Regions from separate parts of the Mus musculus genome. Here region 1 is linked to region 2. The links are chromatin loops, found by intact Hi-C in ENCODE. Cell type or tissue: left cerebral cortex. All regions are shown on one strand. Each heading gives the region's core, and the rest is flanking DNA. Links, peaks and the distances in the headings are about the cores only. Region 1 has its middle 16 kb from the start of Gpx3. Region 2 holds the start of Gm31842 (a long non-coding RNA gene).

Region 1 (16,116 bases), core at 5,444-13,443, 500 kb after region 2:
TGGGGTGGGAAGACTTTCCTGATAGAGGCTAAGGCCATGTCTTGGTTCATTCATTTACTCTGAGGAGCCACAGAGCCTAGCGTATGACATGATTTAGCCCATTGAAAAGCTGTAAAATCAGCTGACAGAGAGGGAGCCTGGGACAAGGTCCAGAGGAAGCCAGACGTAAGCCCTGAAAGTCCTCTCCCAGCTGAGTCTCACGGGACAGCTTCAGTCCTCTACCTAGCGAGTGTAACGACCGACCCTGTGAGCTGCTGTTTCACAGGGATACTCCTTAGAGACTTGGTGCCTGCCGTGAGTTTTTATTGGGGACTCATCATGAAAGCACCCTCCACTAAACGCATCAACATTTTAGACTGTCGGATGTTCCACATAAACTTAACTGTTTGTACAACCACACTAATCCATTCCAAGGCTGAAGAATTCTGTGGAATAAAAGTTTCCAAAAGCCAGAAGGAATGAACAGGGCAGGCCTTTGTAGGGAGAGCAGTCTGAGTCCTGCTGTGTCAACTCATCCAGGTGCTGGCCCAGCAGCTATGGGTTCCGTCAAGTTTCTCTGAAACACATCTGTCTTAGGCTGTGTAGACATCTTATGATAAAGCACCATGCATGAGCTAAGTGGCTTGGAGTCAGCAGAAGCTTTTGTCCCTCAATTCCGGAGGCTGGGATGTGGAAGATCAAGCTGACAAAAGATGCAGTGTCTAGGACGCCTGCCTGCTTTCCCAGAGGTGGCTGGCTTCTCAGGGTAGCTTCAGTGATGATGAGTGAAGCCTGTTTTATATGGGCACTAATCTCACTCAAAGCGGCCCAACCCTCCCGACTGAAGCATCTTCCCAAAGCATTGTCCGTATAATCGTATGAGGCATTGGGATTTCAACAGACCACGGTAAGAGTTAGAGAGGTCACCCCCCCAGAGCTCACACAGCTGGAAGGGTTATAAAAGGGAGAGGGGCTGGAGAAATGGGTCCTAGGACAAAAGCATTTATCTCAAAGCTTAACAAGGTGAGTGCAACCCTCAGAACCTACAGAAAAGTGGGAGGAGAGAACTGATTACCAAAAATGGTCCTCTGACCTCCACACACATGCTGTGGCACACACACACTCACACATGTTCATCATACACACACACAATCTTAATAAATAAATAGAAAGTTAAAAGAGCAAGAGAGATGTCCCTTATGACAGTCTTGTTCTCAACCCTCTCATATGGGTGATATTTTTTCCTTCCTTCCTTCCTTCCTTCCTTCCTTCCTTCCTTCCTTCCTTCCTTCCTTCCTTCCTTCCTCCCTTCTTTCCTTCCTCCCTTCTTTCCTTCCTTCCTTCTTTCCTTCCTTCCTTCCTTCCTTCCTCCCTTCTTTCCTTCCTTCCTTCTTTCCTTCCTTCCTCCCTCCCTTCCTTCCTTCCTCCCTTCTTTCCTTCCTTCCTTCTTTCCTTCCTTCCTTCCTTCCTTCCTTCCTCCTTCCTTCCTCCCTTCTTTCCTTCCTCCCTTCTTTCCTTCCTTCCTTCTTTCCTTCCTTCCTTCCTTCCTCCCTTCTTTCCTTCCTTCCTTCTTTCCTTCCTTCCTTCCTTCCTTCCTTCCTCCCTTCTTTCCTTCCTTCCTTCTTTCCTTCCTTCCTTCCTTCCTTCTTTCCTTTACTCCCTTCCTCCCTCCCTTCCTCTCCTTTCTTCCTTTTTTAATTCTGTCACCCTCAAATGGATATTTCAAAAAAATATTCTGTTTTAAATTGTATTCATTCACTCATTCATTCATTCCTTGTGTACCACAGTAACTGTGTGTAGGCCAGAGAGCAGCTTTCAGGACTTGATTCTTTCCTGCCACTATTTGGGTCGCAGGGATTGAACTTAGCAGCAAGCCCCCATTTACCTGTTGAGCTCTCTTACCCATCCAGCTGTCTTGAATTTTAAGTGAAGTAGGACTGCTTACTTCTAAGCATACATGTTATTCCCCTAACCTCTCCCACAGAGGCTCACGACTACTTTTAACTCTAGTTCCAGTGGATCAGATGCCTTCTTCTGGCCTTCTTTGACACCAGGCATATCCTGGTATACAGACATACATGCAAGCAAAACATCCACACACATAAAAATAAAATAAATCTTCAAATAAATAAAGTGGAGAGAGGTTGAGGAAGATGCTAAAGTCGACCTCTGACCCACATGCAGGCAAATTCCTTCACACACATGTCCACACACAAACATATACCCATGTATCTCTCCCCACAATACTCATAATGTACACAAAATAATAATTAAAAAAAAAAATCACGGAGATGGCCCAGTGGATCTCACTTCTCTTGCAGAGGATCAAAGTTCAGTTCTCAGTACCCACATCAGGAGGCTCACAGCCATCTATAACACCAATTAAAGAGGATCGATGTCCTCTGGCCATATGTGGTGCATTTAAGCTCAGGCAGACATACATATATACACATAAAAGAAATAAAAGTCTTAAGACAAAACAGCAACAATAGAAAACCAAAACCAGAGGTTTCTGGAGCCAGGGTGCCTTCCCAGGGCTTTCGCCTCTGCTCTTGGAGCCCCAGAGGACACAGGCTGAGGCTGCAGTATGAAGCTGGAAATGCATCAGTCGCTAAAGAACCCAGCTTTGTGGCTGTGCCTTCCCCTGGGCTCTGGCGACAGATGTTTACGCAGCTGCCTTCCCTGTTCCTGAGTTCTGATCCCCGCCTAGCGTGGCCCCAGCCCCTGTCTTGCTACTGGTGTTGAGTAAACATTCCTCTGCCTTAGTTAAGTTAGGTTAGTTAATGATACTTTTCTTCTACTTGTGACATTGGGTTCTAACTGAGAGTCAGTTTCAGTTAGCAACAGTAATGAGGGTGGTGTCGCTTCTTGCTCAGTAAGGTCTGAACACTGCCAGTTTGATTCCCATCACACCCATTTCAGATGTGGAAACTGAGGCACAGAGGGTTAAGGGAATGCTTTAATTCACAAACATGTCACCCTATTGTTAAGAACTTGATGGACAACCTAAGTTCTTTCTGACTTGTTTTCCAGCCTGACCCCAGGGTCAGCTCTGTGAGGCACTGACTGTTACAGTCTTGCTTTAAATGAGCATTCTGAGGGTCCAAGACAGAGTGTGCCCAAGGTCACACAGCAAGGCTCAGTGTGTCCCCATCAGGAGCACCACACACGTGGGGGAAAAAAAATTAACCTTTTTTTCTCGAGTCCTTTTCTTCCTTTCTTCCTGGAACTGCATTCCCGTCCCCACTTCCCTACATCCAACCCTGAGAACAGTGTCTCAGGTCTCTCAGTAGGAGCTGTCTGTATAGCTAAGGATGACCTGCATGTCCAATACACCTCTGCTCACCTTTCAAGTGCTGGGTTGTAGGTGGGCATCACCATGCCTGGCTTATGTGGTATTGGGAAATTCAGGACTTCATGCACTCTAGGCGAGAACTCTGCTGAGCTACATAGCTGGCCCTCACATTCTAACAAGACATCTCACTCGTCCGTCTATCTGATATCCATCCATCCATCCGTCCATCCATCCATCCATCCATCCATCCATCCATTTTTGTGGTACTAGAGATGGTCACAATCTCTACAGTGCTAGGCAAGCACTCTCACTGAGCTCCACTCCCAGCCCTATATAGACAGTTACTATTTCTTCAAGCAGCCTCTTTAGTTCCTATTCTAGAATGTATCTCTGTCCTTTGACCTTTCTCTGGCCCTGGTTCAGAAAGGCTCCTAGAGTAAATTGGTCAACATAGGCTCACTCCGAAACAAGAAACAGTCCTCACACTGACATCCCATGCTTAAATAACACACACTTTCTCCTCCAAACTCTCTTCTTCCTTCCTTCTTTCTCTAGTTTGAGTCAGGGTCAAATATAGTACAAGCTGCCTTGAACTCACTATGCAGCCTTGGATAAATTTGAACTCCTGATCTTCCTGCCTAAACCTCTGTAATGCTGGGGTTACAGGTTGTACCACCAGACACACAGATCAAACTGTTTTCAGAGACCTGTAAAGTAAAAACTAAACGAGGCTTATTTTACAGTTGTGGGAAGTAAGGCTATTGGAGCTGCAGTGAACTGGCCCAATGTGCTCATGAGCCACTAAGCTAATAATATAGATGACCTTGGAGGTGATGCTGTTCCTCCTGTCCCTCCAGTCCCTAAATTTCCCACATATTTATTGGGCTGGCTGTTGTAAGACCTGGGCTGGGCACTAAGGATGTGGTAGCGAACATAGCAGATACAGTAGCTGCCTTCACAAGAGGAAGATTATACTAAATATAAGTCCCATGACTCTCCTCCTCCTCTTCTTCCTCCTCCTCCTTTTCCTCTTCCTCCTCCGCCTCCTCTTCCTCCTTCTTTCTTCTGTATTGGAGACTGTTCCCAGAGTCTCCCGTGTGGAAGGGTAGGTGTTCTAGCTCTGAGACACATCTACCACTGAGCTATGCCCACCCCCAGCGGTGCGTGCGTGCGTGCGTGTGTGCGCGTGCATGTGCGTGTGCGTGTGCGTGTGCATGTGTGTGTGTGTGTGTGTGTGTGTGTGTGTGTTATGGTGTGGTGTGGTGTGTTTGAGATGGGGGTCTCATACAGCCTAGGCTGGCCTCCAATTCACTATCTAGTCAAGGATGACCTTAAACTCTGATCCTCCTGTCTACATTTCTCAAATGCTGGTTTGGGGTATGCACCACTGCACCACTGCACTTGGCTCCCAGCCCTGTTTATTTGTGTGTTTGTTTGTTTTGCCTATTTGTTTAGGCAAGGTCTCTTGATGTAGCTGTGGATATCTTTAAATTCACTATGTAGAAGAGGGTAGCCTCGAACTCCCAGAGATCCACTTACTGCCTCTGCCTCTTCATCTTCAGAGCTGGGATTAAAGGCATGTGCCAACATGCCTGGCTCCCAGCCTTTTGTAAAAACTATTTTGTGACAAGGTCTCATATTATCTAGCCTAGACTTGACCTCAAAGTCCTACCTCTCCTGCCTCAGGTGCCCTGGTTACAGGTATGCCCCAGTCTCAACCTGTGCTTCTAGTGTGTTTGCTTGCTACAGGATTTCATGGTCAGGTTGTGTAGACGAAACTGGTCTTGGACTATTCATCCTTCTGCCTCCACTTCCCCAGTCTTTGTTTCGTGCTGTGTCTAAAAGATAAATTGCTACCAGCTATACAGTTTGCTTATCTGATAGGAAAGTTTTGTCAAATAACAAAATCATAATGACTTGGTCTCATGATCTTAATTGGTTTTGTTTTCTACTCTAGAATTAGACAGCACTTCATTCCATGAAATAAGGCATTCTGGTGAACTAAGAGGGGGGAGCTGGGTTTTATGAACAAGGAACGGCTGAGAAAGCAGAAACAAAGGCCAAGAGTGGGCTGGTGCTAAGAGACTCTCCTTCTGAGGAGAGCATGGAGACCAAGCTGGTGTGCTGATTGGTTAGCACCAGTTCTGTTTGTAAGGATCAGGCAAGGGGCTTCCTTATCACACAGACTGAAAATGGCCTGTTTCAGTCTTCCTGCCTCAGCCTCCCTGAGACATAGGATCTCAGGCATGTGCCTCTTCACCTAGCTATCTGCCTCCTGATTGATTATTTGTCTATTCATTTTTTCTCTATCTATCTATCTATCTATCTATCTATCTATCTATCTATCTATCTATCTGTGGTCATCTGAGACAGGATCTCATTATGCTGCTCTATAAATATTTTTAAAGATTTGTTTTACTCTCCGCATATGAATGTTTTGCCTATATGTATGTGTCTGTGTACCATGTGTGTGTCTGGTGCCCATAGAGACCAGGAGAGGGCATCAGATCCCAAGGTACTGGACTTAGATAGTTGTGGGCTGCCATGTGGGTGCTGGGAACCCAGGTCTTCTGCGAGAGCAGCCAATGCTCTTAACTTCTGAACCCTTTTTCCAGCACCGGCTTTCTGATGTCTTAGCCATTCTTCTCAGCCTGAGACGCCATTTTGTTGTGGCCCAGGTCTGGAACTTCAGCTAAAACAAAGACCTTTTATTGTTCATTTTTGGTGCCTTCTTCCCTGTGTCTCTCACCATCTTTCAGTCGTTCATGTTCCTCTGTCCAAATCAAGGTCCTTAGCTATGTACAGTGTACACATCAATAACCCAGCACTCTGGAGACTGAGATGGAAAACTCATGGCAGGCTCAAGGCCAGCCTGGGCTATAGACTAAGTTCCAGGATAGCCCTTGTATCAGAACAAAACAAACAAATCAAGGTCTGCCCAAAGCCTGGGAGGATCAGAGCCATGGGCCAACAGCTTTACTATTAGATTCTGGCCCTCCTTGTCTGCCCTCAGGAATAGTTGCTGCTTCCTGCCTCGGCAGTGAGGACAAATGGCTCAGAGGTAGGGTCCCCCAGAGGACAGGACCTGCTTTCATACAGGGTCTTGTCTCTCTCCTGGTGGCTTATGGGAAGGTTAGGAAGATGCCCAGGAGTCCAGGCTGGCCCATTGCTGTTCTCTGCTGAGCCATCTCCCTTATACAAATATAAGATGTATGCAGGACATGGCAGGACTCAAGCCTCGAGGTGTGGCATAGAAACACTGGTTCTGGCTTCTTAGAATAGTGGATCTCCTGTCTGGTGGTTTCATCTTCTCGTGTCTATAAAAAAGGGGTTTTGTAGTGGCCAAGCTGGTGCGTTACATGGGGACTGCCATGGATTGATCTGGAATGTCCCCAGTGGTCACAAGTTTTGAACACTTAGTCCCTAGCTAATGGTGCTATTTTGGGAGGTTCTGGAAGCTTTAGAAAGCGGAATCTGTCTGAAAGAAGTGGATCGCTGGGAATGTCCTCCCCAGCTGTTTCCTGTCTTGTTCTCTGCTTCCTGGTTGACCATAACGTGAGCAGCTGTGCTCTGCAACAGTCTCACCACCATGACGTTCTGCCCAAGTGCTTGAGACTTAGTGACCCTGGACTGACTCCCCGAAACAGTGTGCTAAGATGATGCCTTCCTTTCTTGAGCCACTGTGGTATTTGAATGAGAATGGCTCTCATAGGCTCAGATATTTGAATGTTTGGTTCCCAGCTAGTGGAGTTTGGGAAGGATTAGGTGTGGTCTTGGAGGAGGTGCGTCACTGGGGATGGGAGGTGGGCTTTGAGGGTTTAAACCCATGCCAGGGGGCTGGAGAGATGGCTCAGCAGTTAAGAGCACTGACTACTTTTTGCTCTCCCAGAGATCCTGAGTTCAATTCCCAGCAAACACATGGTGGCTCACAACCATCTGTAATGGGAGCCGATACCCACTTCTGGTGTGTCTGAAGACAGCTACAGTGTACTCATATACATAAAATACGTAAATCTTTAAAAAAATAAAACATGATGACAAGCCTAGTCTCTCTCTCTCTCTCTCTCTCTCTCTCTCTCTCTCTCTCTCTCTCTCTCTCTGCCTGCAATCAGGGTGTAACTCTTAGTTACTTCAGCACCATGCCTGCAGGCCTTCCACCTTGCTTCCAGCCATAATGATAAGGGATCAGTCTCCAAAACTGTAAGCAAGCCTCCATGAAATGCTTCCTTTCCTAAGAGTTGCCTTGGTCGTGGTGTCTCTTCACAGCAGTGGAACAGTGACTAAGACAGCTGTTTCCCAGGTATTTTGTCACAGTGTTGAGCGAGAACTAACACAAGGAAGGATTTGGCTCTGGACGTGGGATACAGTCCCTCCAATTTACATGGTTATGACTGGTCAAGATGACGGTGACGGGGCTGAGGATGTAGTTCAGTTGGTAGGATGCTTGCCTGACATGCACAAAGCCTGTGTTTGATCCCAAGCATGATATAAACCAAGTACGGTGGCACATTGCCTGTTATTCTAGCAGAAACAGGTGGATCAGCAGTTCAAGGTCACACTCAGCTACACTTCAAATTGGAGGTATTATCCTAAGCTACCTAAGACCCTGCCTCTAAATAAGTGCCCATGATGGTTTTTATGTGGACACAAAACAATTATCAGCTCAACAAGAATAAGATAGAATTTATTCTTATGCCAATATGAATGGCTCTGGCTAAGATTCAAGTTGCCCTAAGTAACATGTCCCTCCTTAGTAGTAGTTTCATGAGAGTTCATTAGTTATAGACCAAAGAAAGTCATAAGTCAAGGCTTTACCAAACATTCTAGAGAGGTTCCAAGCCTTTTGAAAAAGGTAGCCAGTGCTCTTAACTACTAAGCCATCTCTCCAGTCCTCATTTTTTGGGGGAAGGGGAGAATTTGGGGATATTTATTTGTTTGTGACAGTGTCCCTAATGTAGCCCTGCCTAGCCTGGTGCTTATTATATAACCCGTGCTAGTCTTGAACTCACAAAACTCTGCCTGACTGTACCTCCTAAGTGCTGGGTGCTGATTTACAATGAAGGAAGCAGGCATAGAGAGGTTCAGTAAACCTGGCTTCTCGGTAATGGAGATGGGATCTGTCCTAGTTAGCTTTAACTGTCCATCAAGTTGACACAGACTGAGATAACTGATCTGAGAAGGAGCCTCAGTTGAAGAATTTTCTAGATCAAATTGGCCTGTGGCCATACCTGTGGAGGATTGTCTTAATCTTTGATGCAGGAGAGCCCAGCTCACTGTGGGCAGCACCACCCTTAGGCAGGAGGGCCTGGGTTGTATAAGAAAGTTAGTTAGACCCTCAGGGTGAAGCATCAAGCAGCCTTCCTCCTTGATTTCTGCTTCAAGTTCCTGCTTGAGTTCTTACCCTGACATCACTCATTGTTGGATCATCAACTGAAGTATCAGACAAACAAACCATTTCTTTCTTTAATTTGCTTTTGGTTAGAGTGCTTCTTCATTGTTGCAGACTTTGAGACCACCGGGAGAGACCACCTGAACTCTTATCAAGTTTTAATTAGCCAAATTTTATTAAAGCTGCAACTAACCACAATCTCCTTGGATGGATTTAAGACTGCAACTTTTTAAAGGCTACATCTGCTCCTGGGGACCTTCAGTTCTGCTGGCATGGGACAACATCCTAGGCCGGTGTTTTGTATTGTCTTATCAGCCTCAGGTTGCTCACAGGGCTGGCCTCAGCCCTCTAAGATGGAGTCCTCAGCTACTATATCATAACAGAAGAAGAACAGGCTTCCATCTTGGAGAGCTCACTTTGTGCCCTGCATTTGTAGTCCAGACAACGGAGGGGACTTGCCTGCCATTCACATGGTAGTTTCTTACCGTTAAGGCAATGGAAGAGCCAGACAGAAGTCCAGAAGAAGCCAACAAGCAAAGTATCTATGCCCTCCTGTTCTACACTGTTCCTCCACCCCAACCTACCCTCCAGATGATAGGATCAGTTTATTAAAAAGCAGAGAGCCCTAGGGCATGGCCTTGTGGGAACGTGCCAAGGCCAGCCTGACCCCATCAGAATCAGTTGTCTTGAGCTTGAAGCCTGGCTTTTTGGTCCATCCCCCAAGGCAGTAAAAGGGCAATCAGCTTAACATGGCCAGCAGTGGCAATGGGGACAAGTTTGGAGAAGACAGGCAGGGAAGGGAAAGGATTTCTCCTTAGAGGGAAGGTTAGGGTGAAGGATAATAGGAGAACCAAGAAAACTGAAGCTCAGAAAGATCAATTGCCCACTCAGAGGTACCAGGTGCAGGTCCTCTGGAAAGGCATCCTTGTCCACTAGAGAAGATAGGGGGTGCAGGGAGGGGGATGGGCAGGAGAGTGGAGAGGGAGAGAGGCAGACATTGTAAAAAGAAGGAAAACGTGTGGTTCTTGGTGCTCTGCCCAGCAAGGGCCGTGTGTTCAGAGCTGTCCCCTCCCAGGAGGCTCACTGGAGAAGGGGCGGGTGTTTATGAAGAGCCTGACTCCAGGAGCAGCATGACCTCCTGGCCTGTCCCTGCTGGTTGCTGCCCCGTGACTGCTCCTGGCTATAAACAGCCTGTTTATTAAACCGCAGGAAATTGGCCCCTCCACCACTTGAGCAATTTGAGAGAACAGGAGGTTCCTGGTCAAGAATTTACAAACTGGGAGGGCTGGCTGCTGGGAGCCTATGGTGCTCAAAGACCTGGCTTGAAAGGGCTTTGGGGAGAGTGCCCTCCGTCCGCTCCTCTTGCAGCCTTGCTTAGGGCTTCCCAAACCCTGGAGGCCCTCAAGAGTCAGAGGTGGCCCCTTGAAGGCTATTACGTTGACTTACCTCTTTATTTGGTCAAATAGCCCCATGATTAGAGCACTATAGTGACATCAAATGAGAAGAGAGATTTCAAAAGCACTTGGAGGGAGGCAGGAAGAGCTAGCGCCTGAAAAGTGCTTGTCTTGCAAGCTTGAAGACCAGAGTTCAATCCCTAGAGTGCTCTCGTTCTCTCTCTCTCACTCTCTCTCTCTCTCTAAAAGCTGGGGGTGGGGGTTGTAGAGATGTCTCAGCAGTTAAGAACACTTCCTGTTCCTGTTTTTGCAGAGAATCTAGGTTCAGTTCCCAGTACACACAGGGCAACTCAAACTGTCTCTAACTCCAGCTCCAGGGGATCCTCAATGCCCTCTTCTGTGTTTGGTAGGCACCAGGCACTTGCATGCACACAAAATGAAAAAAAAAAAAAAAAAAAAAGACGGGTGTGTGGCCCACATCTGCAGTCCCAACACTGAAGAGGCAGAGACAGGCAGATCCCTGGGGCTCACTGACCATCAGCCCAGCCATCTTGAAGAGTTCATCTAGGCCTTGCTTCAAAACAAGGGAGGGCTGGCAAGACAGCTCAGTGGGTAAAGGCACTCGTTGCCACAGATCTGAGGAGAGCTTGATTCCCAACCTGTATGTCGAAAGGAGAGAACTGACTTGTGGACATAGTCTTCTGACCTGCATTATGGTCTCGTGTACATGGATCAGGGCACTCCCCTCCAAAAAAAAAAAATACATATATATAAAATTGTTTAAAAGAAAAAGAAGGTGAACTACACTTGGAAAGTAGCACTTGAGGTTGTCTTCTGACTTTCACACAGCTCGGCGCAAATGTATAACACCACACACACACACACACACACACAGAGCACAGGACCTGAGTCCTGTCTGGTTCAGCCGATCACTTACTTCTCCCCATAGCCAATCACTCAGGACAGAATCACTTAGGAGATGAGTGCGTTGCCACGTAGTGTGTCCTTTTTGTCCTTACCTTATGGCTTTGTGTGACCTCAAGGCCACCACACCAAGCTTCTCCGTTACACGCTTGTGCTCCTGTGCCTGGAGGATTCCCTGAGATGCCGGGATTGACATGAAACCCGGTACCTCTGCTGAACAGTTGAGATTTGGCAGATCCATGCTGGATATCCTTTGAGAAACCGCGTAAAAGTGCTCCCAAGGAACCTACCAACTTTAAAGGCACATGGTTGACACTGCTATAGAGAAAGGCAGGCTGACAAAACAAAACCAAAAAAGCATGAAGTGGATTTGTTTGATCAAAGTTTCACCTGACACATGGTCTTTAATATCAAAGACCAGAGACTCCAGGATAGCTGTCTGTGTTTGTACTGGGATTGCCACTGGGGATGTGACTCGGTTGGTACAGTGCATGCATAAGACCCTGGGTTTGATCCTCAGAACCTGATAAAAATGGATAGTGGTACTCACCTGCTCTAGGGAGACAGAGGCAGGAGGATCTCTGAGTTCAAGGCCAGCCTGGTTCTAAATATCCAGTTCCAGGACAGCCAGGGCTACACAGAGAAACCCTGTCTCGAAAAATCAAACACAAAACCAAACAATAACGACAAAAATGATTTATTGGTTTTTAAACAGTGATTGGAAGGCAGACTTGGTGGCTCAGGCCTGTAACCTGAGGCTCAGGAGGCAGAGGCATTGTAATAGTAAATTCAAGCACAGCCTGGGCTGCATAGTAAGAAGAAAAAGAGGGGAGCTGGGCTAAGAATTGTTTTGAACAGGGATGGCAGATTGCTGGAACTGGAAGGGTGAAATGGGAGGACGTGGGAAACCACAGGGGAAAACTCTGGGGAGTGAATTTCTGGGAAAGGGAGGGCATGTCTAAACCCGAGAATTAGACGGAAAATCAGGATATTTACCACTTGGGAAAAGAACAGCACAAACAGCGTCTCTAATTCCGTGGTGAGACATGACCTCCCAAGGACACAGGCATTGCGCCATAATTGAAAGGTGCTGAAAGCCAGCCTTTCGAAGCACTCATCCTGCTGGCTGGCCAGTGTCTCTGCAGGAGTGTTGTGGTTCCCCCACCCCACCCCCCACATTCCAGAGACTTCTCGATGCATTTACACTTGGAATAGGCCTCTGTCTTTTCCATTCTTTCTACATTCTATCAAACCTCATCTTTAAAAAAAAAACAACAACAAAAAAAAACCTATCTCTGTGTGTGTGTGTGTGTGTGTGTGTGTGTGTGTGTGTGTGTGTGTGTATACGTGTACATTTGCCACATCTGAGATCTGAGGACCACTTGTGAAACTCAGTTCTTCCTTCCACCAAGGGTGCCACATACTAAACTCAGGTCCTCAGGCTTGGCCTGACCCATCTTCCCTGCCCACTGATTTTGTATCTTGAAGATAGAAACCCAGTGGCAGGATAGCAGTTCACAGAGGCCTGCACATAACCTTATTTATCTTTTCTTTATTTGTGTTGTTTTGGTTTCATTTGTTTTTGTTTGTTCCGTTTTGAAAGGAGAATGCTAAAGCACGGGGTGGCTGTGGGCCTGTCATCCTCCTGCCTCTGCCTTCCAAGCGCTGAGGTTACAAGCTTGTACCACCATGCCTGGTTCCCCTTGCTGAACCTGTCTGGTTATGGTTTTCTTTTGAGGCAGGGTCTCACCATTATAGCCCTGGCTAACGTGGAACTCAGTAGACCAAGCTGAACGCATAGAAGTCTACCTGCTTCTACCTCCTGAGTGCTGGGATTAAAGGTGTGCACCACCAATATGGAATAGCATCTCTTATAGCCCAGGCTAGCCTTGAACTCATAGTGCTGCTAAGGATGATCTTTAATTCTTTAACGTCCTGCCTCTGTGTCTCAGGAGCTGGTAGAGCAGATATATGCCTGGCTCTCCTGGCTGAATCTGATTTTTTTTTTTTTTTTTTTTTTTTTTGAGACAGGGTTTCTCTGTGTAGCCTGGCTGTTCTAGAGCTTGCTCTGTTAAACCAAGCTGTCCTAGAACTCAGAAATCAAAGGCCTGTACCACCACGCCCAGCTTCCTGATGAGGTTTTTTTTTTTTTTTAAGATTTATTTATTACTGGGGGTGGGTGGGTATGGGGGACTTTTGGTATAGCATTGGGAATGTAAATGAGCTAAATACCTAATAAAAAATGGAAAAAAAAGAGATTTATTTATTACTACACTGTAGCTCTCTTCAACACACCAGAAGAGGGCGTCAGATCTCATTACAGATGGTTGTGAGCCACCATGTGGTTGCTGGGATTTGAACTCAGGATCTTTGAAACTCGAGCACTCAGTGCTCTTAACCAGGGAGCCATTTCTTCAGCCCCCCTGATGAGTCTTCAGTAAAAGTTTTACCTGGCTAGTTCCCTGGGTCATTTATCTTGTGGTTCAGGTACCATGCCTAAACTACCAGCTGCCTGTGTCTGTCCTGCCACTGTGAGTGAGTCTAACTCACATCCTCTTGGCTGCCTATCAGGGAGACCTTAGTCACAGGCATCTCTTCTGTCTTCCCTGACAGCTAATGAGATTCGGGACCCTGGGGAAGCTTGTCCTAGCAATGCCCTTTGGCTTCCGTTGCTTTTGTAGTTATCTTTGGCTAGGATTATTTTAACAACCCCCTAACTGGTGCCTCTGTTCCATGACACAGTGCACCAGATTAATCTTTTACAGCACCCATGATGTCATTTACTTCAGTTGCAAACAAAATACAGAGGAATGCTCTTGTTTGCCTGGTTTTCCTGCTGTGCTCAGCCTGTGCCACCAGACCTGGGAGTACTGTTTCCTCAGACTCCTCCCCTGCCTAGGCACACTGACCCCCGAAGTCTGTCCTTGCTCTGTGTCCACAGCCACAATCTTTTGTGGGCCTGGGAAATCCATATTAAGATGTGAGTTCTGAATGGTATATCGCTCAGTCAGCTCCATGCTTGCTCAGAGTGTTTAAAGTTGTCTTTGTCCATGTTTGCCAAAGTTGTCATGCCTTGCCCAACAAGACATGAGCCAAGTGAGGTACCACAACACCTGCAGTTCTAGTACTTGGAAAGTGGAGGCAGGAGGAGTAGAAGTCACAGGTCATCTATATAATAAGTTCAAACCAGCCTTGGCTACATGAGATCCTATCTCAAGAAAAAAAAAAGATTCTAATATTTTGCCACAACAACCTAGTCATCACCCCTCCCTTTTTGTCTCCTTTTTTCCTTCCTTCCTTCCCTCACTCCCTTCCTCCCTATCATCGTTTGTTCCTCCAAGCCTCATACATGCTAGACAATCCCTCTATCACTCAACGATATCTTCATCATTTTTGCCCAAGCGGGCTTTGAACTTGTGCTCCTGCCCCAGCCTTCTTGGTAGCTGGGGCTTTAAGCCTGCCAATACAAGTTTCTCTCTTTTAAGGTTTTAATTTTTATTCTTGTGTGTGTGTGTGTGTGTGTGTCTGTCTGTGTGTCTGTCTGTCTGTCTTTTATGATGCCTTTGGGTGCCTGCCTAAGAGGGTATTGAATCCCTTGGAGCTGGGGTGATAGGAGGCTGTGAGCCATTGGACACGGATGCTGAGAACTGAACTGAGGACCTCTAGAAGAGCAGCAAGCATTTCAACCACTTGCTAGCTTTGGTACAATTTCTTAACCATACTGACTAGCAGCTTTCTTCCCTGTAAAACAGAGCGTGACACTTCTATGTCTCAGCAGTGTCTGTCACCGGTCACGCACCCCTTAGCTCTTATCTTCCCTCTTTGATAACGCCGTGCACAGCATCACCAGCAGCTTGAAGGCAGAGTGAGTTTCCTGCCTTCTTGGGCCCTTGTTTATTCTGCTGTGTGACCACTGGTCTATTTGTGGATGAATTCGTCCTCACACCTGATAAGGACTGCCGAGGGACGGGAATCTTCTTATTTATTCCTGTATGCTCCAAAGTGTCCCCGGTACTGTGCCTAGGAGTGAATTAAATGCAGATAGAAGGCAACATTGCATCCTGGAGTCCATACCCTACACTTACTCTGCCATCTCCAGTTTTCTTATCCATATAAAGGAGATAATATTAATGTTTTAAAAATGAGACATCATTCGACTGTGGGGTTCCAGGGGCCAGGAACTCACTGTGCAGACCAGGCTGGCCTCAAACACACAGAGATCTGCCCTCTTCTGCCTCCTTAATGCTGGGATTAAAAGCCTGAAGCCAACACTCCCAGTGAGGATGTTACTATTAATGCCTGCCCACAGGGTCAGGGTAAGCTGTGTACGCGCATGGGCTTCCTTAAAGTTTAAGAAATCTTAGCATGGTTGCTTGCTGCCTCCTTGTGGAGAAAGTTCAAATCATCATGAAATATTCCTGTGATGATCTAGCAGACACATAACTCAGCACTGAAAACAAACCAAGCCTCAAATGAGAACCTGGGCCAAACAGATCGTCTGACTACAGTGAAATAGATGTCTATAGCATAATACCAAGAAGAGATCTCCTTATAAATGACAACACATTTATTTTTTTTAAGAATTTATTTATTATTATACATAAGTACACTCTAGCTGTCTTCAGACACACCAGAAGAAGGTGTCAGGTCTCATTACAGGTGGTTATGAGCCACCATGTGGTTGCTGGGATTTGAACTCAGGACCTCTGGAAGAACAGTCAGTGCTCTTAACCGCTGAGCCATCTCACCAGCCCGACAACACATTTATAAAAATGAAAGGTCGACAGGCCAAATGTTGGTGTTGGATGATGAAAATCAGTTCATTTCACTTTCATTTTCTTTCTGATTTCTTACTGGTGTTTCGTTTTTGAGAAAGGGTCTCACCGTGGCTGACCTTAAACTTGCTATGTAGCCCAGGCTAGTCTTAAGCTTGCAGCATTTCTGCCTCAACTTCCTTTTTATACCTATTTGTCTTGATTCTCTAGAGGAACAGAACTCACTCGTGTGGGCATGCATGGGTGTGACTTATAAGAATGGCTTACCAGCTGTGGAACAGCTAGTCTAACAATGGCTGTCTACCAATCAAAGGTCCAAGAATTCAGTAGTTGTTTGGTCCATGAGACTGGATGTCTCGG
Region 2 (16,116 bases), core at 3,354-11,353:
CCCGGGTGATGGTATGTGTGTCTTACTCTCCGGTGCTTCGTTTTCAGGTGTGCACAAACATGGCCATACTTGTGCACAGAAGCAAACACTCCATTGTGCTTTTATACACACACACATATTCACACACTCAGACAGGGAAGATATGGCTCCTGTGAGCACTAATTTAACACATGAAGAAGCCAGTTCCTGGGCTGGGATGTAGCTCAGTTGATAAAGTGCTTACCCAATATGAACAAAGCCCAGGTTCGATCGTCAGCGCAACCTAAGCTGGCTGTGGCAGTGAATGTTTGAAATCCCAGCCCCAAGGAGGTAGAGGCAGGACAGTCAAATGTCCAAGGTCATCCTTAGCTACAAGTGAGCTGGAGGCCAGCCTCGTCTACACAAGACTATACACACCCCCATCCTGTGTGTGTGTGTGTGTGTGTGTGTGTGTGTGTGTGTGTATTAGTTCTTTAATCATTCCAGCCACCTTTCAAGTGTCTGAGAATCAAGCTGTGTTCACCCCAAATCAAGACATTTTCTTCACACAAAATTCTAGGGAGCTGAGTGTAGTGGTGCACACCTTTAACCTTGGTAATTGGGAGGCAGTCATGAGCAGCAGTCTGTGAGTTTGAGAGCAGCATGGTTTATATAGTTATAGGGCAGCTAAGACTGCATACTGAGACCCTGCCTCAATAATAATAATAATAATAATAATAATAATAATAATAATAATAATAACAACACCTCTGGCAAGGTGGAGGAGCAAGGTCTTGGATCCTTGGTGGTTGATGCAATAATAATAACACTTTTATTATTATTATTATTATTATTATTATTATTAATCCTTAAAACCCCACAGAACACTTTATGAAACTTGTGCCCCTCAGACATACCAGTGTGATGTTAGGGGCAGGGCAGGGAGGATCTAGGAAGTTTTGTTCTGATCTTATGTGTGCAAGCCCAGTATATTGATGGTCTCTGGGAATCTGGGCAATCAGAGGGTTTAGGAAATTCCTACAGGGGGCTAGAGAGAGGGCTCAGCGGTTAAGAACACCGACTGCTCTTCCGGAGGTCCTGAGTTCAAATCCCAGCAACCACATGGTGGCTCACAATCATCTGTAATGAGATTGGATGCCCTCTTCTGGTGTGTCTGAAGGCAGTTACAGTGTACTTACATATAAAAAAATAAATAAATCTTAAAAAAAAAAAGGAAATTCCTACGGTGTTGCATTCATTAGCTGTTTGTCGGGTGCCTCCAGTGGACAAGATGTCCCTTGAATAAGGCAGAATCACACAACTGAACAGTTCCAGACAGAATGGTGTGCGAAGGAAACGAAGACTGGGTGCAGGTGTGGAAACTGTGAAACTGTTCCCTCTGTCAAGGTGGGGAACAAGATCTTGCCCCTTGGTCAGCCGGGGTCAGATCATCTGTGGAACACACAGCACTGACCCCCAAAGCTCAGCTCTCAAGAAATGAGCTCTGGGGCTTAGATGACTTGGCTACACCTTGAAGGCGGTGAAGGGCAGAGAGAGGCTGGAACTTAGCAGGCCTCTCATCTCCAAATGTGAATGTCTTCTACAGCAAGTCTTCAGAATTTTCAAGAAAAGTCAGCATGGAAGAATTAAAAATCAAGGCTGGGTTGAGGTGCACTGCAGCCCACTGCCAGTCACCTGCCAACGGAGTTAACAGAACCATCAGTCGTCAGAGGTGATGCTTCCCTGCCCTCCTGGCTCTGTCCGCCAATTTCTTTAAAGCAGTGATTCTCTATAGGGGCGGTTCTGATGCTAAGGTCCTGTTCTCCAATTGGTTCTTTATCTGTCAGTAAAGATAGCCGTGGGCCAATTGGGAAGAAGGTAGGCGGGACTTCCAGGTCCCAATTGGAAAAGAAGATGCAAGGAAGGAGAGGAGGCTTTTTTGCCGTGCTTTGGAGAGAGATGACAGCAGCCATGTGAGGTCCCAGGACGAGCTGGGGCCTGTGACCACTACTACAGGCGGGTGGTTAGGGATGTTTAGCGGGGCCTAGGTGGGACTAGCCACTGAAGTTTAGGGCTTGTGGGAAGAGTGGAGATAAAAATATTACTAAAGGCGAGAGATAGTAACGCCCAGCAATTGTGTCCTAAGGCAAGCTGAAAAGGAACAAACTGTGTGTGTCTTTTGTCTGAGAATTTAAGGGAAGCCAGGTAGGGGCTGGTAGTGCGGTCACTTCCCGGAGCTAAAGGCAGATAGAGCGTAAAACTACATGCAAGCCAGGCAGTGGTGGCACATGCCTTTAATCCCAGCACTTGGGAGGCAGAGGCAGGCAGATTTCTGAGTTCGAGGCCAGCCTGGTCTACAGGGTGAGTTCCAGGACAGCCAGGGCTATACAGAGAAACCCTGTCTCAAAAAACCAAAAAGAAAAAGAAAAAAACAAAAACAAAAAAAAAAAACAAAAACAAAAACCTGCACGCAACAGTTCTATCTTCCTGATGCTGTGACCCTTTAATGCAATTCCGCATGTTGTGGTGACTCCCAAACATAAAGTTATTTTCGTTGCTACTTAATTGTAATTTTGCTGCTGTTACAAACCATCATGTAAGTATCTTATATGCAGGATATCTGATATGTGACCCTTGTGAAAGGGGTCATTCGACCCACAAAGGGTCACAACTCACAGGTCAAAAACTGCCGCTTTAAAGCAAACTACTTAAGACACACCCGTAGTCCCAGCATTTGGCAGGAGCAGGAAGATCTCACATTTGAGGGCAGCTTGGGTTACATTGTGAATCCTAGGCCATTCATGTTTCCATAACAAGACCCTGTCTTAAAAACTAAACCAAATAAAACAACCCCTTCACTAAAGCCCTTTAATATCCAAAGGAAATTGTATCCTTACCCTCGACAGAAGACCAGCATCATGCAGCCTAGATCATGACTGTGGCTGAGTTGATAGAGTACTCATTTAGTATGGATAAAACCCTGACTTTAAATCCAAAATCAAAATAAACTGGGCACGATGGCACAGAGCTATAATTTTCGTCTTTAGGAGGTAAAGTAGGAGGATCAGAAATTTAGGTTTATTCTGGCCTACAGGTGAGTTGAAAGCCTGGTGTGCTGGCTAGTCTTCTGATAACTTGACATACGAACAAGGAACCGCAGCTGAGAAGATGCCTTCATAAGGTCCAGCTGTAAAGTGTTTTCTTAATTAGTGGTTGGTGGGGGAGGGCACAGCCCACTGGGTGGGTAGTTCATCCTTGGGTTGGTTCTGGGTCCTATAAGAAAGGCTAAAAGGGAAAGCAAGCCAGGAAGCAGCACCCTTCTATAGCCTCTGCGTCAGTTCCTGCCTTCAGGTTCTGGCCCTGCTTGAGTTCCTGTCCTGATTGCCATCAACGATGAACAGTGATATGGAAGTATAAGCCAAATAAACCCCTTCCTCTCTAACTCGTTTTTTGGTCACGGTGTTTTGTCTTAACAATAGAAACCCTAACTAAGACACCTGGGCTACATGAACTCCTATTTTAAAAATAACAGAACACACACACACACACACACACACACACACACACACACACACTAGACTTTAAGGTCAACCCTAGAGCTAGACCTTAAAGATAAACACAATAAAAATACAATGAGAAACAATGCCTCGCTTGAGTGGATATGTCCCATGCTTCTTATACACAAAGAAATCAGACCTTGCCCTTGACAGTTCAAAGGAAGACCACATTACAAGTAATTAGACATAAAGCCAACCAAAGAACTTTCCTAAAATCATCTTGGAGTTAAAATGGTGGCTGTCCCACCCTTACGGGAAGTGTAGGTCTTTGGGTCACCATTAACGAATCAAGCATTTCCTAGGGAGTAGGTAACCAGACCTGAGATGGGAGATACCAGGGTCAAAGGAACCAGAAAAGGACTCCTCCCTCTGTCCCCCCACTTCCTTTTTCCTTTCCTCCCTCCCTCCCAGACACAGTGTAACCCAATAGAGTCTCTGCCAACACTCCAATCTCACGGCCCACCTGTGACAATTCTGGCAGTAATGTTTCTGTCTTTCAGTCTGTGGGCAGGGTACAGAAAAAGCCAACAAATCACCACCATCACCATCATCTTTGTCTCCACCACCACCACCACCACCACCGGCTACACTCCACAGTCTTGGCCTGTCCCCTTTCTCCTGCCCATCACATTTCTTCCCCAAGGCCACATGTGCTTTGGGAAGGAACTCAGGGGCTTTTCAGTCTGTACCAGATGTGCAGTGTCTGCGGTAGTTCCTGCTGCAGGACTATAAGTGTTCAATATGTCCAAATCGAAACAGAAGAATAGGCGTACTCAAAGGGTCCTGGGCAGGCCTGGAAATGTATCATCCAGCCAGCTGTGGGTGGGAAGCCTCTCTTCTACTTAATGGTCAGTGGATATCAGGACAACAGAGTCTTGTCTTCAGGGACTGATTCTGTGATCTGCCTTTCTCTACTTGGATAGGTCTTTCTAGGCATAGTTGGATCCAGCTAACCTGATTTCCAGCTGTGCACACAGATCCTGCGGGACCCAGCCAGTCACCAGGCCAAGAGGCATCGAGGAGAGAGTGCCCCCTGGTGGTTCTAGAGAGAAAGAAGGTTCCTAGGGACTTAGAATTTATTTAAAGCTTTAGGGAGGTCCAATCTGGCCCCCTCATTTTCCTTATGTGGAATATGAATTTCAGAGAAGCAAAACCCCTCAGGTAAGATCACTAGATTACTGATTCAATTTTCCTATGAACAACAAATACTTAAAAACCAACAACAAGAAGAACAATTGCAACTACCTCTCATATGCTAGGATGTCTACTAAAAAAATGGCTTGTTGATTCCTGAGGGTCACACTAAACTGTGTATTTTTGTGGTAATTGTAGCAACACTTTAAGCTCAGCCGCTGAATTCATATCTGAGCTGGCCCTGCAACCCAGGTGATTCTGAACGCATAGCAACAATGAGGAACCCTTCTCACCCCTGCCACAACAGAAAAGTCCAAGGGGCTAAGGACAAGTCTAACGGGTATAAAAGGGTCATTGTCAGTCTTGAGTGGGGGGATGGACATATGATTCCTGGTGAGACTTAGCACAAAGTGAAGTTCAATCGTCCTTTGACTACAGGTTGCTGAACCCCAGTGCATCTTAAATGCAAGGTAAAAATACACAGCAAACTAAGCCCAAGGAATTTGGTTAATGCTTTTAAAAGAGAGTTGGATACAAAGTTTAGCTCACTTGTTTGTTTGGAAGCCACTCAAGAAGGGCTAGGGGGTTAGCCCAATAGTAGAGTGCTCATTTAGAGAAGGGGCCTGGGATTGCTAAGCAACACCATCAAAACAAAACAAAACAAAATGCTATCTTACTATATTACTCTTTGATGGGTACAGCATTGCACAGTGAAGTCTCAGCACTCAGGAAGCAGGATTGTGAGTTCAAATCCAGCCAGGGCTACCTAGGAGACCCAGTGGCCAATCTCAGTTGTCAACTTTAGGTATAGAATCACTTGAGAGACAGGGCTCTGGGCACATCCGTGGGATTCTCTTGATTAGGTTAAGGAGATGCGAAGACTCACTGTCCAGGATAGTTTTGTGCCAACTTGACATAAGCTAGAGTCATTTGAAATGAGAGAACCTCAAATGAAACAAATACCTCCATAAGATCCAGCTGTAGGGCATTTTATCAATTAGTGATTGTTGAGGGAGGTCCCAGTACACTCACTGTGGGTAGTGTTATCCTTGGGCTGGTGGTCCTAGATTCTTTAAGAAAGCAGGCTGAACATGCCACGAGGAGCAAGCCAGAGAATTCCGTGACCTCTGCATCAGTTTCTGCCACTAGGTTCCTGCTCTGACTTTGAGTTCCTGTTTTGATGAGCAGGAACTTAAATAATAAACAGTGATGTAGAAGTGTAAACCAAAACCCTTTCCTCCCCAACTTGCTTTGGTCATGGTTCTGTCATAGCAATATTAACCTAAACTAAGATACTCAACAGTTATGGGTGGCACCATTCCCTAGGCTAGGATCCTGGACTGTATGTAAAGGATAAACATTCACTGCTCTCTTCTTCCTGACTGGGGATAAAATGTGACTAGTCACTTCAGGCCCCTGCTGACTTCTCTGCCATAATGGACTGTAACTATGAGCCGAGAGAAACCTTTTCTTACTTACTTTGGTTTTATCAGCATATTTTATCACAGCAATAGGAGACGATACTGAAAAAGAGCTGGGTCTTGTGGCTACTTCCTCCAACATTCCTTTTTGGAACCTAATGAAACTTACAATTATAGTCCCTAAAGCAGCGTGGTGGCCCCTCCTTCTCTGCCCGAGTCTTGGCCATGGTGAGCCCCTGTAGGAGCTGTCAGAAATGGTCACTACTGTCAAAATGGCGGCACTGCGACATTTCCTCAGCCTGCAGCCATCACAGGAGCTGTCCACAGTGGCTACCCTTTCCTGCTTCAGCCTACATCCTTGGTGAAACACTAGTGCAGGATCCGTCCCACGGGAGCTGTTTACAGTGGCAGCACCTCCTCTCCAGCCCCTCTCCACCCCCCTCCCCCCGCCGCCCTCAGCAGCTCCACAGAGATGGTGCCTCAGCAAAAGCCAAATGCAGCCTGGAAGGACTTTCCACCCTTAACCCATGGCCCCGATTCAGGGAAAAGCGGGTGAAAAAAGCCACCAATCCCTGAGCTTCCCACAAACCCACCAATTTCTGAGCAGGAAACCCACCAATCCCTGAACAGCTAACCCATATCCCTGAACAGGAAACCAACAAATCCGTGAACAGGAAATCCCACCAATCCTTGAACTCCCCAAGCTCATGACTTGAAATCCCACCAATCCTCGCTCTGGAAATCTCTGCCTTGAAAAGCTTCACCCCTAAGAAATTCTATAAAAGCACTGTTCTTTGTCCAATTTTTGCTGCCCACTTCTGCGAGCAGAGGGCAGCCGTTCCTGGGTTTGTCCCTCCACACACTGGACCCTTCAATAAATCTCTTTCATGAGATTTATTGCCTGGAGTGATTGAGAAGATGCAAAGAATAGCGGCTGAAGTTCCTGAGCTCAGCTGGGAACATCATCCTCTGGGAGCTGCAACACCTCTGCTGAGGAGGCTTCCTCAGAGCCGCGTGGCTCCTGAGCTCCCAAGTCTCGGGATGCCCTTCTCTCGGGACACTGTCCCCCTCACAGCTGTATGGTTCCTGGACACTCCCTCCTCCCTCCTTCCCCCCTCCCCCCGCCCCGCGTCTCTGGATGCTCTTCCACTGGAATACTTTCTCCCCTCAGAGCTGCGTGGCTCCTAGGCTTCTGAGTCCCAGAATACCCTTCCACCTAGGCAGAAACACTTACAATAGAGATCCTTCCTCAAGGTTATAGCAGCAAAGAACAGCTACTGGAGAAGACACTTGAGGAGCTGCCTGCAACTTAGGCATACAGCTTCAGGGATGCTGCTGTTGTGAACTGTCACTCACGGCAAGATGGGCTAATCAGGGATGCGGCTGTTTTTCCGTTACCCATGTGACCCCAAAACTAAGCTGGACTTGGGTGGAGCCATTTTGTCTATTGTTAATTCCCTAGCTTGAGTAAATAGACCTTTAAAAGGTGTTTTTTCAGGAAAAGTCACACAGCAGCTGGGTATGGAGTCCTATGGGTAGAGGGGTACTTGCTTCACAAGTGCAAAGACCTGATTCTATAGCATAGCAAAGGAAAAAAGAAAAAAGCGAAAGAGCCGAGGCATGCAGGAGGTGAGACCCCGGGAGAGCTGGACTGACTAGTCTTTTGAAGGCCTTCTAGTTTCTCCAGACTCTGCCACAGCTTCCTAGAAGGTCCCAGAGGGTAGTGCAGTCACTATTGGCAGCGTCTTAATTGCCAAGCTTACTGAGCACTACCACGAGAGACCAGAAGGGGGCAGGCTGTACTCAGGAATGGACCTCGCAGATGCTCAGCTCAGGCTGAGTAGCAGCCTGAACGGTGGCTTTTTAGAACCTTGGGGGAATCATTGGCACTGTGGCATCGCTCAGTACACTGCTACACGGGTGGAGAAACTGAGTCTCAGAAAGAAGAGGTGTGACACAGCTCACTACCCACACTTCATGACACTGTCAGGATCCCCTAGAGAGAATCACAAAGATCCCTGGACCCTGGGAAACAGACCACACCTCCAGCTCTCAGCTAAAGGATAGCTGAAGAGGAGGCTGTGGCCTCGAGCTGGAGCCTGGCTGCCGACCTCAGAAGAGACCATAGCCTGCCCAGGTGCAATGGGAGAAGCCTGGAGCCTCACCTCTGACGCAAATGCAGGCATGAAGTGGAAGATCACATGATGACAGCCAAGCCACCTCCAACTCCCAGCCTCAGATTTTCTTTCAGTATTGAAAATACCTCACAAAGGGAGAGGTACTGGACAGAAAACCCCACTCTGTGCAGAAGGCTGTGAACAAATTGACATTCACTATTTCTTGTATATATTTCAGGTAATGCACTAATATTACATGATAAGAATAAAATGACGTGGGCTGGCGAGATGGCTCAGCAGGTAAGAGCACTGACTTCTCTTCTGAAGGTCCTGAGTTCAAATCCCAGCAACTACGTGGTAGCTCACAATCACCCGTAATGAGATCCGGCACCCTCTTCTGGTGTGTCTGAACACAGCTACAGTATACTTATATATAATAATAATAATAAAATCTTTGGGTTGAGCAGGGCCAACTGGAGTGAGTGGGGTTGACCGGAGTGAGCAGAGGTCCTAAAATTCAATTCCCAACAACCACACGAAGGCTCACAACTACAGTGTACTCATATACCTAAAATAAATAAATCTTAAAAAGAGAATAAAATGATGTAAGCAACAATCCATCTATCTATCCATCCATCCATCCATCTATCCATCCATCCTTACTTACACTGTACATTTATTTGTATTACACAGAAGAATGGAGCATCTTCAAGAAAGGAAGCAAACAGAAGCCACTGTTAGGGAAACATGCAGATATTTCAAATACCCACTTAGTGTGTGTGTGTGTGTGTGTAGATCAGAGAAAAACTTGAGGGGGTCAGTTTTATCCTTGCACCATGTAAGTCCTGGGGATCAAATCCAGGACTTGCTGGCATGTGCCTTTATCCAGTGACCCTTCTTTCTTCTTCTTCTTCTTCTTCTTCTTCTTCTTCTTCTTCTTCTTCTTCTTCTTCTTCTTCTTCTTCTTCTTCTTCTTCTTTTTTTGGTTTTTCGAGACAGGGTTTCTCTGTGTAGCCCTGGCTGTCCTGGAACTCACTCTGTAGACCAGGGTGGCCTCAAACTCAGAAATCTGCCTGCCTCTGCCTCCCAAGTGCTGGGATTAAAGGCATGCGCCACCACACCCGGCACTGACCCTTCTGTTTTAAGACAGAATGTCTTGTAGCCCAGGCTGACCTTGAACTCTGTGTTGATGACCCTGAACTTCTGATCCTCCTGCCTCCACCTTCTGAGTACTGGGATTACTGTCGTGTCCCATCATGCCTGGTTTGTTATTTTGGGCACTGTTGTTACATGCTGGACAAACACTCCATCAGTTGAGCCCTAACCCAGCCCTTTGTTTGTCTTATTCTATAACCCAGGCTGCCGTGGAACTCTACTATGTACCCAGGCTGGCCTCAAACTTGCTGCAATTCCCCTGCTTCAGCCCCCTGAGTTCTGAGATCACAGCCATGAAACATCACACCTGGGGGGTGTATTTGCTTTAAAATTTGACCCATCATCTCTCTTAAGTGGTGGCTTTTGTGTGTCCACTTCTTTGTGGGGACTTTACTGTGTGACACAAACGTTTAAAGCTGCCCCTACTGGTTGCCACAAATGCCCCGTGCTGTAGAGCAGGTTGCAGAGAGCAGCATGCGCACACATTTCCTCACAGAGAAGGCTTTCCTCCGGATGGATCCCTGCAAATGGAGTTGCTGGTCAAAGAGCAGGCAAGTGCTCCATCCTCGGCGGACAACGCCAAGTTGTCTTTCAAACGTGCCAATTTCTACTTCCTCTTCAGGTGTCTGAGAAGCCATCTTCCTCCCGGAGAAAGGAATCACTCATCCATCCCTGCCGCCTCTTCTTCATTTCTTTCTTCATGTGTATTGCGTGTGATACGCATGCATGTTCACATACGTATGGGTACTTGTGCGTGTACGCGGTGTGTGTGTGGAGGCTTGAGAGAGTAATGTCAAGGATGCTCCTTGATCCCTCTTCCAGCTTGTTCTTCTAGGCAGAGTCTTCGAGTCAATCCCACAATTTGAGGCTACGGAGAGTCTTGCTAGCCAGCTTGCTCTGGAGATGGTGTGTCTTGGACAGGTGGGTCTCCATGTCTGCCTGGCATTTGTGGGGATTCTGGGGATCCGAATTCTGGTGCTTTGACTTGGGCAACAAGACCACTGTGCAACCTTGGACTCAGATAGGCTGGCTGGTGCCCAGAGGTCTTTGTATCTGTCCTGGAAAGGGGGAGGAGCTCACACGGGCTTTTTTTTTCCTTTTCTTCCTCCTTCCCTTTATGCTCCTCTCCTTCCGAAGGAAAGAGTGGAAAGGCAGGAGGCTGCTGTAGAACAGCCCTCCACCTGAACCTGCCCCAGTCCCTCCTCCAAGGCCCCTAGCCATCTTCCCACATGCTGAACAAGTCCTGGCCTCCCTCCCGGGGTGCCCATGTGGTGTCTGAGATAACATCTTATCAAGTCCTTTGCCAAAAAAGCCTGCCTTTTTCTGCCCCTGGAAGGAATTAGTTTCACTTGTTCTGAAGGAGTCTCTGCATGCTCTCTCTCCTTCTGCCAAGAAACCTGAGAGGCCCTGGATTCCTCTGCACCTGGATGCAGACTCTGTCAGTTTAATCTGCCCAGCTCCTTCCAAAGGGCTTGAGAAGACGGGGCTTCGAGCTACTTAAAGGCTTAGGGAGGAGAGTGAGGGAGCGTCTGCCTGCATTTGGCTAGGCCTCTTGGGATGAAAGACCTGTGGAGAAGGGAGTGTTTACTAGGCTCAGCGGTTACTGAAGGGGCCAGAGATCCCCTGGGGCTGCTCAGAGGTGACCCACCAGCCAGATCACCAAAGATGCTGAGCAAGACAATTTCCACTCAGAGTTCTCAGAGCTGGAAGGCGAGTGTTTGGGGAGGAGATCAGAGCTGCTACACTTCATACAACCCCAGAGGATACTGTTTGCTCGGAGTGGTGGCTCCTCTCCTGCAGGCTCATTGTGGCTGCCATGACCACAACATGGAGCCTGCAGGAGTTGTCTCACTGTGGTTTTGTTTTTTAAAGCTTAATTAATTTATTTTTTTAAATTTTTGTTTCACGTGTTATGGGTGTCTTGTCTGTATGTATGTCTGTACACCATGTGAGTGCCCAGAGGCCTGCAGAAGCCAGGAGAAGGCACTGGATTGCGGGAGATGGAGTCACAGGCAGTTATAGTGAGTCATCCCACTTGGTTGTTCAGAGCTGAACTCAGGTTCTCCAGAAGAGCAGCAAACACTCTGTTTGTTTGTTTGTTTTTGTTTTTTGTTTTTTCAAGACAGGGTTTCTCTGTATAGCCCTGGCTGTCCTGGAACTCACTCTGTAGACCAGGCTGGCCTCGAACTCAGAAATCTGCCTGCTTCTGCCTCCCAAGTGCTGGGATTAAAGGTGTGCGCCCCCACTGCCCAGCTAGCAAACACTCTTAACTGACACATTTCTCCAGTTCCTCTAATGTCTTTTTTTTTTAATAATTATTAATCTCTGTACCTGTTTGTCTCTCCCTATTTAATGTGTGTGTGTGTGTGCGCGCGCATGTGTGAGCACGAGCACAAGTGCACACACACTCACATGCGTGCATGTATAGGAATGTCCACATCTCTGTATGAGGAGGCAAGAAGGGAACATACAGTTCCTAGCAGCTGGAGTCACAGGTATCTGTGGGCCAAGAAGCAAGAACCTCCAGGAGGTTCAGAGGAGAGAGACCTTCCTTTACCCACACAACCCTGGAAATGTTCAAAATACCTGCCCATCATTCATCAATGACTAACCTGATGGGGTTACAGCAAACGGCTGACATCTCTGCTCTGGGAGGTGGAGACAGAATGATCAGGAGTTCAAGATCCAGGCTGGCGATGTAGCTCAGCTGATAAAGCACCTGTCTGTCTAGTCTGCAGGAAGCCCTGCGTTCCCTCCAGGTCCAAATAAACCAGTCGTGGTGGTGTACCCTGGGAATCTCAGCACTTGGGAAGTGGAGGCAGGAGGATCAAAACTTCCAGGCCATCCTCTGCTACAAAGTGAGTTCAAGACCAGCCGGGATCCTTGAGACTGTTGAGAACAAACCAAGACCAACTAAGGTCATCCAAACCTTACCCCTACCCCCAGCGCAGGAGAGACTGGTTCTGCATGGAGGTAGCTCTAGAGGTAGGAAATTCCTGGAGGTGAATGAAGGCTGGTGGTGTTGCAATCGGGATCTTGGGGGTCTCTGCTTGGGTAGCAGAGTGGGAGGGAAGCACAGGCCTGCTCCCCTCTCTTTCCGCCTCTGCCCATCTCACTTTGCCTTGGGCTAATCTCTAACCTCAACTACAAGACCTGTTTGCACACCAGCAAACAAACAAGACAGCAAACAAAGAGCCGTGTGTGTGCGGCTGTAACCAGTCCCGCAGGTGGCTGGGGTGTATCGGAAAAGCAGCACCGGGCACTGGTACAGATGGCATTTGGGAAGCAGTGGGGTGAGGGCTACTCTCCTGACTGCCCTGGGCCACCCTGCTCCCTACCCCTGAGATGGTCACAGTGTGCATCAGAGGCGGGCCGGGGTTGGGTTACACGGGCTGAGCACCTGCCCACTCCTCTTGTCCTCCCGAAGTTGGGTGTGGGTGACCCCAGGCTTACCTAAAATGTGTGACCAGCTGGAATGATCTGGAAACTGGTGAGTGCAGCTGGACTCAGAGATCCAAGTGTAAGCCTGGAGCAGGTCACACACCCTACTCCCTGGAGTCAGGCCTGGCAACCCCTGCAAGGAACTTAGTAGGTCACTTGTGCGCGCCCCCCCCCCCCCCCACCTGGGCTTGTTCTTTTCCTCTGCAGCCACAAGGAAGGAGGGGAGAAGCCTGCAGAACCTGGCAGCTGGCCTGCTGCAGGTACCTCCGGGGTGCACCGTATTTTCCCTTCCTGTCTCCCTGTTTAGAGCCTAGAAGCTTCTCCAAGCTTAGGACAGGTACTTACTTTCTAGTACCTTGTTGGAAGAAGTGTGTCACTGGGGCAGGCTCTGAGAGCTCAAAGACTTGCATCAATTGGAGTTTGTGCTCTCTGTTTCCTGCTGGTGGTTTAAAATGTGAACTCTCAGCTTGTTGCTCTGGACACCATGACTGCCTGTCGCCGCCGTGCTTCCCCACTGTGATGGTAAAGGACTCACCCCTTCCTTGGCCACAGCAGTAGAAAACTGAACTAAGACAATCCAGACTTATCTGGGACAGCCGGATCAGCTGCATTGGCAGAAATCCAAGGTAGGGCTTGTAGAAGGTTAAAGGAGACCACGACCGCATGCTTTCCCTTTAAAAGTCATAATCTAGGGCTGGGATGGGGCTCAAATGGCAGAGTACTTGACAAGCACCCACAATGCCCCAGGCTTGATCCCTATCACCCCAAATCCCACTTATTTTGTCTGTCTCTAAGGAGACTTTAGTTACCCTTGAACTCAAAATCCTCTTGCCTTGGTTTCTAAGTGCTGGGATTACAGGCACACACCACCCACACCTGGCTCCTTGCATCCCGTGGGTACTCAAATCCCAAAGCACACCGAGTAAAATTCGCACTGTCCAATGTGACTCCATATCAACCAATGTCTAAAATTAGACAATAAACCATGTCTAAGAACCACAGTTCTTTTTTTCTTAAATTTTACTTGTGTGTGTTCAAGCATGCACTCGTGCATGCATGTCTGTGTACCCGTGTCTTACTTGGAGTGCATACACTAAGAGGACAGCTCTGTTGAATCTGTTTGGTTCTTCCACCACTCTGTGGGCCCCAGGGATCCAACTCAGGTCTGCAGGTTTATCCAGCAAGTGTCTCTACCTGCTGAGCCATCTCACTGGTTTGAGGTGCAGTTTTTACTTTGTAAAAAAGGTTTTATTTATTTATTTATTTATTTATTTATTTATTTATTTATGTTTATATGAATACACTGTAGCTGTCTTCAGACATACACCAGAAGAGTGCATCAATTCCTAGCAATTGAACTCAGGACCTCTGGAAGAGCAGTCAGTGCTCTTAACCACTGAGCCATCTCTCCGGACCCAGTTTTTACTTGTTCTGCACGAGACCTGCTGGGTTCTTCCTTGTGTACAAGATCATTGAGCCTGGAAAGAGAAGAGCCACGACACCCCATGTCTTCTCTCTTGTGTGCTCACTCCCCATACAACAGCATCTTAGATCTAGAAGACCCCCTCCCCTGCTCTCCCCCACTTTCCTCCTGCTTCCCTATACACTTCTTTCACATTCGTGCTCACCTGTGGTCTGTGGGCTTTAGTCACTGGACTTGTGAGACTGGCTTCTGGTGTCAGGAGTTCTACTGGGTCGATCGTGCAGCACCTTTGTACCAAGCCCCTGTGAGTCTGTTGGTCAGTCTCTCTCTGCTTCTTGATCTATGGAGATGTGAGAAAGGGACCACTACCATAGCCATGAGCATCTGCTGCCACCATACCTTCCCCACCATGGTAGATAGTATCCCCTTAAACCATGGCCCAAGTACATTCTTCCTTCCTTAAGGGAATCAATCCCTGGGTCATGGGACTGTTGTGAGGATTATATGAAATTTGGCATTCAGAATGCCTGCATTCAGTCACTGCAGTCCACTGGTGGCCATTATTATGACTGATACAAGAAAGGAAGAAGACCTGATCGTGAAAGATCTCAAGGGTGTGTCCGTCATCTTTCCACCACTGTGACAAAGTGCCAAAGGAGGAAAGGTTTATTGGAGTTGAAATTTTCATCCTGAAGTTACTTGGGTCTGTGGCATCTGTAACAAAATGTGTGTGTGTGTGTGTGTGTGTGTGTGTGTGTGTGTGTGTGTGTGTGTGAGAGAGAGAGAGAGAGAGAGAGAGAGAGAGACAGACAGACAGACAGACAGACAGAGACAGATAGAGACAGAGAGAGCATCACTGTGGAAGCATGTGACTGCCAGGAAGGAGAGAGGGAGAAAGAAAGACAGACAGACAGACAGATAGAGACAGAGAAAACAGCACTGTGGAAGCATGTGATGGTCGAAGTCTGCCAGGAAGGAGAAAGGGAGGGAGAAAGAGAGAGAGAAAGAGAGAGAGAGAGAGCCCTAAGAGCATGCTCTATGGATCCACTATATTGACTAGGCCCCCTTCTAAGTCTCCAGTACTTTCCTATAGCCCATGACAAGATGCAATAGCCTGTAAGTGGGTGGACCCTGAGGGCTTGTGGAGCTTGGAGTTCTCAGAATAAACCCAAGTACTTTCCCAAGGCACAGGAACTGGTACCCAGGCCTTAGCGCATTGCCTTGGGGTGGTGGGTAGATTTAGTTCTAAACCATAGAGGAGGGGGTGGGAGTGGGGTGGGGGGGTGGCTTTTCTTTGTTTTGAATTTTTGCTTTTGAAATGAGATCTCACGTAGCCTAGACTGGCCTCAAACTTGCTATGTAGCCAAACTTCTAATCCTGCTGCCTCTGCCTCATGAATGCTGAGGTGGATTCTAGCTGTCTGCCCCACCATGCCTGGTGACTTTCCGAGGAGTGACTTTCTTGTGTTGGCCCTAAAGAGCAGATCAGGATCTGTGGTGGGAAGATGCCATTAGACACAAGGAAGGGCTTCTCTAGAACCCTTAGAAGAGGAATGAGCTTTGAGGTATTCAGGGGGAGCCACTTGGAGGGGTGTCATAGAGGGGACTGTCTTCAGATGCAGCCTAGAGAAGCTGTGTGAGCCTGGGCTTTTACTCCTGGCGGGAGCCTTGGGGGTGGGGTGGTTCAAGCAGCTGCAGTCCCAGTAGCTCACAGGGAGCCATCAAGTCTCTAGGCATTTGAGTTCTGACACGCCTAGCCTGGGATCTCTTCCAGCTCTCAGCCTCCAGCCCCAGACCTGGCTGTCAGTCACTCAGCTGGAGCAGAAGAATTGGTCTGGACCCAGAATGGCTCTGAATCCTGTGGTGGAAACCCTCGGAAGTGTCTTCTCGGGGGCCGAGATCCCAGCATGC

The links. A loop is a pair of places that touch in the nucleus more often than their neighbours do. Peaks named below come from ENCODE experiments on the same cell type or tissue, not always from the same donor. Only the 100,000 strongest peaks of a DNase experiment are listed, where the experiment ranks them.
Region 1: it touches region 2 in a loop (5-fold over the local background); 4 of 42 quality-filtered maps call a loop at or near these places.

Annotation. Positions count from the first base shown.
Region 1 is chr11:54,878,818-54,894,933 of GRCm38, reverse strand. No RefSeq gene overlaps it. Among named protein-coding and RNA genes, the nearest start is that of Gpx3, 16 kb to the left of the region's middle. RefSeq lists an enhancer at 10,777-15,748. In left cerebral cortex, for the core only: CTCF peaks have their summits at 12,085 and 13,257 (motif pointing right); a DNase peak (open chromatin) is centred at 9,832.
Region 2 is chr11:55,378,376-55,394,491 of GRCm38, reverse strand. Sparc (secreted acidic cysteine rich glycoprotein) reads left to right here. Exons shown (of 10, transcript NM_009242.5): 10 at 1-333. It overlaps Gm31842 (a long non-coding RNA gene), which reads left to right and starts at 11,642. Exons shown (of 3, transcript XR_388657.2): 1 at 11,642-13,120; 2 at 13,250-13,409; 3 at 15,980-16,116. In left cerebral cortex, for the core only: CTCF peaks have their summits at 4,556 (motif pointing left), 7,658 and 7,857 (motif pointing right); DNase peaks (open chromatin) are centred at 4,014, 4,543, 7,857 and 10,748.